Linked DNA regions of Homo sapiens: region 1 is linked to region 2. Evidence: chromatin loops called from intact Hi-C (ENCODE). Cell type or tissue: heart left ventricle. All regions are shown on one strand. Links, peaks and the distances in the headings refer to the core of each region. The heading gives the core; the rest is flanking DNA.

Region 1 (2,925 bases), core at 100-2,599, 200 kb before region 2:
TTTTAAGAAATGCTACTAGATCTTATTTTGATGGAATATTGTATGTCACATGGGATCCATGCATTCAAGAAATATCTGAAATACTAGACAAGCATTCTCACTGGCAAATTATAGGGAGGAGTGTAATTTCAAAAAATATTACATAACCCATATGCCATACTTTCAAGTGCACAAAATGCATATAGACACAGAAAAATCTAGAATGATTTCGGTATGCAAAGTATTCTGCTCACTAGCAAGCACAGGCACTTCATTTCTTTCCTAGGTGTCATGTGACAAATGGGTGCCTGTTTCTATTTCACCTTTCTAGCACTTCTTAGGCCCCAACCCTAAAGATGTGGTCTTAGAAAAAGCTGGATTTTTTTTTTTTTTTTCTCATTTCTGCCTAATTCAGCTGTTGACTTTCCATTCCACCTGCAGGCCAGTTTGGTAAATCAGAGCTGCAATTATTTTTGCTGTTAGGAAGATATCTATTGGGTGGAGTTAATAATACAATTTTGTCCAGTGGTTCTCAAAATGTATCAGGCATTGAAATCACCAGGAACGCTTTTCAAGACTGAATGCACTGGATTCACCTCAGTCCAATTACATCAGCATCTCAAGGTTGGGGTTTGTTCTCAGGTCTTCAGATGGTCATTTATATCATTCAACAAGAAACTTAAGCTGAATTAAGGTAGGGAAGTTCAGTAGAAAAAATGTCAGAAAGACCAGAATTTGAATCTCCACTGTGCCAATTCTAAAAACTGTACCAACTTTCTTACACTAGTAAAGCTTTCTATGACTTAATTTCCTCATCTATAAAATGAAGATATCGTCATTGTAAAATTATTGTGAGGATTTGTTCTTCACAAAGTTGTGAGGATTACATGAAATTGTATACGTGAAAGGACAAAGTACACACATAAACATGAAGTATTATTTTACTTTAAAAAATGGCTCAAAGTTGTTAATAAATTCATGGGGAAACTAGTGTCAAAAGCCTGATTTTGAATTGGGGGAGAACTTGTAGAAGGACTGGGTTGTTAGCTGAGTTTGGCCCAATGTACCCTGTTCTTTGTCTCCCCTGGCGTTACATATTATTGAAAAAAAGATTTTTTTTTTTTTTTGAGAGACAGGGTCTCACTATGTTGCCCAGGCTGGTCTCGAACTCCTAAGTGCAGGTCCTCCTGCCTCGGCCTCTCAAAGTGCTAGGATTACAAGCATGAGCCACCAAACCCAGCCAAAAGATAGACTCTAATCGGCAAGAAGCTGGTTTCCACTGATCTCCCATTACAGCTAGACACATGGCACAAAGGAAGAAATCTTGCCTTTGGTATAAATTTTTACGTAATATGTGAATTTAAGATAAATGAAAAGTCAGGTCCTTCCTTAGAAAACTTGCACAAAAGACTGCACATCCCTTATAGCTTTCCAAAAGCCTATTTTACATTCCTACTTAGAAGTCTTATCACCACTTCACATTACACATATATCATCTTCCTCTCTCCATTACTTTTTTTCTACTTTATATCAAATAGTAACACTATTCTCTGGGCTTGTTTATCCATTCAAGCTCATTATTGTGCTGTATATTTCAAATACATGAGTACACATCACCTAATTCTTAACCATCTCAAGAAGGTATTACTCCTGATAGAATGTAGTGCAGAAATCAAAGATCATAGAGATTAATTTACTTTCAAGGTCGCAAAGCTAGTAGAATATGAAAAAAACTAGGTTTTTTAATCCAGGCCTTTAATCCAACCTTATGTTCGATGCCTCTTTCCTCATTCTAATTACTGCTTTGGTTAACAAGAGACAATAATAAAGTTAATTTGCCTCTTGCTAAGATCACAATTGATATTTTAAAAGGTAACAATAACTATATATTTTGCACAACTTACACTTTTGCAATATTCCACCAATAGAATATTGAGTGAGTGATAAGAAATATCACCAGGAAACTGGGTCAGGAAAAAAATAGTGAAAATAATGACTCCTATAATTCTGATATCTTTAAGAATGCATGTCTCAATAATCAAGCAGAAATAAACCAAGCGAGAATGCTACTCCAGTATAAACAAAGTAGGCAAATGATTGGTGTTCAGTTTTGCCAATTTTATTGAACCAATAAAATTCCTACTAATAACAATGAAATAAATTTCTGCAAGTATAAATGTGATACAGTTTAACAAAACCCATTGTTCTGTACCTATAAATAGATTTTCAAAATGTCATAAAAAGTGCAGTTATGAATTGTTAACATGTTAATACACAGTTCCTTTATTTCAGATGTGTTTGTCTTGACTCACTAACAGTTCCTTCTGCATCTGTCCAAATAATGTTACCCTCCCTCCAAAGAAAAAAAGAGTCATTAAAGCACTAGAATATTACACATAAACTGATCCATTTAGGTCAGCTTTAGTCAGAACTGTAAAATCAGCAAACATAAGAAAAACAAAACCTAGTAATACATACAAAAGCTTTCATGGGTTCTAGAACCTTCTTAACTGCTGATTCATGTGGAGGGCATTAAGAGTTGAAAAGGCTTATATGGTTAACTACCTTAGACTATATCTACAGCAGGGTCTGGTTTGCCAGAACAAGTTTAAAGTGGCTGTTTATTAAGTTTGCTATTTTCAGAATTGAAACTATAAGACCGCCATTTGACACTGAAACTTGCGTGAATCCTAAATTGCATCAATTATCTATTTGATAAAAGCTTATTCTAATTTAAAACCTTATAGAGTAAGAGACTGATATATATAGCAGTCTTAAAGATCACGTCATCTGCCTTACATTAGTCCAGTCACGTGCTTCGTAAAAAAAAAAAAAAAATTACAGTAACAAAGCACAGGACTACAAAGGCAAAACATCACAGCTTCTGATTACATTGAATAAAAAGTACCAAGAAACGCAAATGATAATTCTGTATTAATACTGATG
Region 2 (2,925 bases), core at 164-2,663:
CATTTTATTCCTGAATGTTCTATTTTTAGTGACCAGATTCCATGATTTTCGCTGGCAAAAAAATTTTTCTTTTCTGTTTCCCTGAGAAATTTCACTTTATTCGTTCTTTGAACATGTATTTCTGTATGTTCTTAGAATTCAACACTAGCCCAAAGTTTCTGAGAATTCTCTGTTAGCCGCTTAGACAACTTGGTATAATTCTCTGTCACATCTGTCATGCTTTCCTGCCTTTCCGAGCCTGCATTGTCCAGGCTCCCATACCTCCCATGGGGGGCGCAGACGCATCTCAATTGGCCTCTTTGTGCAGAGCGGAAGGCAGGTGTGAGCTGTGATTGACGGCTGGCTTACATGGCCACAGAGAAACTGGCTCTGGGCATTTTCTTTTCTCCTCGAGGCCCAATCCATTCCTTCTACCCAGACTTTCTTGTAAGAGAATTTCTTTGAGTTGTTACCCTTGGAATTTTTTATTAAGTTGTTCAGTTGTCAAATATAAACACATTTGAAAAAATAGGAATTTGATTCAGATCCTGAGGAGAGAAATGATGACTGAGGGTTCGAATAACTTTTTTTCTTTTTATTTCCATATTAAGTTATGCATCACAAACTATGGTACAGGGTAGTAGTTGTGATGCCAGGTGTGTATCCTAATGACTAGGGGAGCTTTTAAAAAAAACACCCCCTGGGCCTGATCCCCACCCCCAACCAGAGATGTATCTTCAGAGGGTGTCTGGGGAAGGAGACCTGGGGAATCTGTGCTAAAGATTACTACTTTGCAGGCAATCTTGATATGTAGCCATAAGGGAGAACCTACTGGGGGAAGGGGATGCTCTGATAAATAGTCTTAGTTCCTGTCCCACCACTCCACCATATCCATCTGTCCTGTCCTGTCATTCAACAGATTCTGTTGAACATAGACTATGTGCCAACATGCTCTTAAGCATGTGGGACAGATCCAGTCGCAGTCCTCATAAATCTTACATTCTAATTGGGGAGATAAACAATAAATAAGACAGATAAGCAAAACATATTAGCTGCTGCTACTTGCCCAGGAGAAAAAAATACAGCGGATAATGTATTTACTTCCTTACCACCCACTCTCAATTTATCCAATCTGGCTTTTATTCCCAGCTTTGCAGATTGTTCATTTGTATGGGCCCAACTCTATCCAACTTGCCAAATCTAGTGGGCACATTTTAGTCTTTGTCTTGCTTGGCCCCTCTGTGGTATTCAGTATGACGCATGACTCACTCCTTAGGTAAATATTGAGACAAGTACTGTGTCTTTACAAGTTAAAAAATAACTTATTTTTAAAATGTTTCACAACTATACCTAAGATAGGCAGTATTATTTTTGTCATTTTAAAAGAGGGAAACTGAGGCACACAGAAGTGAAATAACTTGCTCAAGTTCACACAGCTAGCAAGTAGAAGAGTGGACATTGTTCTGACTGTCAGCTCTCCCTTTCCACACCAAGTTTCCCTGTTACCACCCTAGGCTTCTTTTACTCCTTCTCTCATCATTCACTTTCCAACAGATCCCAGGCTCATCTTCGTCTGCTAGCCCCTTACATGCAGGCATTCTATGCCCAGTCTCTCCTTCCACACTCACTCTGAACCATCTCTTTAATGCCCCCATTTTTCTCTATTGCCCATATCCCTGTGACCCCCAAATTCACACTGTGGGGCTGGGCATCTCTTCTGACTTTCCAACAACCTGACTGGTGCATGCACTTGGATATCAGGTAGACACCTTTCTTTGTGCATTTAATAGGGAAGTGCCTAATATGTGCCAGGTGCTACATGGTTATTGCAGATATTGTAGTGAACAGGGCAGATGGGGTCTCTGGCTCACAGAAGTTACTCTCTAGCAGGAAAGACAGTCCAAATGCAAAGACATCCCCAAATGAACTTAAATACTGTCTTTCCTCTCCCTTGAATACTTACTCAACTTCCTGTTTTCTCAATTTCAGTTAATACCACAGCCTCGGAGTTGCCGTTAATTCCTTCTTCTTCCTCCAGGCCTAAATCCAAGTGTATCTCCTACATACCTCTTGACTCTGTTCCCTTCTTGCCATCACCACAGCCTTGGATTCATTTCCCACCTGGAAAACCTGGTCGGCTTTCTAGCTGGCTTCCCTGTCTCCAGTTCTACATGCCTCTAATCCATCTGCGACACCATTTTTTTCTAAAGTGCAAACTCGATTGTGCCCTCCCCTCTTTATATCCTCCGGTGGGGCATCTAACTGGCGACACCCCACCTCTTCTGATAATGGGTCTTTTCGTGAGAGCCCAATTCATGTGGTTGGTCCAGCTCCAACCGCCTTCTTATGTCCTCCATGCACCTGGCCATAGTGATGAGTTTCAGAATGGGCAAGAAGAGGCCAAGAAGAACTGTCATGTATAAGTATGGGGAAGGAAAGGGTCTCACTCTTGCTCTGAAATACGAATTGTTTCTTTTTCTCCACATTGGGAGAATCTCTCCAAATGTGAAGGCAGTGCATGAAAAGAAGCTGACCCAGTCAAGACAGAGCCTTAGGAAATTGTTTGAGCTCCTGGATGATTTAGTTGCCCATGAAGTGGGCCTTACTCGTGGACTTTACCAGTCACAGGGGTCAATATATTTTCCATGTTAGAATCCAGTGCTGGCACTTAATGGCTATGTAACTTTGGATAAATTATTTAACCTTTCTGAATACCAATATCCTCATCTCTAAAATGGGCATAATAATAACACCCTCACAGGATTGTAATGAGTTCCAAATGAGTTAATGCATACAGAAAGCTTAGAACATTGCTAAGTGTTAACCATTATTATTATTACCATTACTTAGCTGAGTTTGGTCTTGGGTTTCTTTAGCTTGTAATTGAAAGAGTCACAACAAATACCAAGTCCAAACTTTGTATCCTGCTTACAAGGCTGATTTCTA

The links. A loop is a pair of places that touch in the nucleus more often than their neighbours do. Peaks named below come from ENCODE experiments on the same cell type or tissue, not always from the same donor. Only the 100,000 strongest peaks of a DNase experiment are listed, where the experiment ranks them.
Region 1: a loop joins it to region 2, with 2.4 times the contacts of the local background. A loop is called at or near these places in 9 of 110 quality-filtered maps.

The regions. Positions count from the first base shown.
Region 1 is chr11:95,163,464-95,166,388 of GRCh38, forward strand. It overlaps SESN3 (sestrin 3), which reads right to left. Exons shown (of 10, transcript NM_144665.4): 10 at 2,050-2,925. Among named protein-coding and RNA genes, the nearest start is that of LNCRNA-IUR, 14 kb to the left of the region's middle. In heart left ventricle, for the core only: no CTCF peak of the experiment used is centred there; no DNase peak of the experiment used is centred there.
Region 2 is chr11:95,363,612-95,366,536 of GRCh38, forward strand. No RefSeq gene overlaps it. Among named protein-coding and RNA genes, the nearest start is that of SESN3, 130 kb to the left of the region's middle. In heart left ventricle, for the core only: no CTCF peak of the experiment used is centred there; no DNase peak of the experiment used is centred there.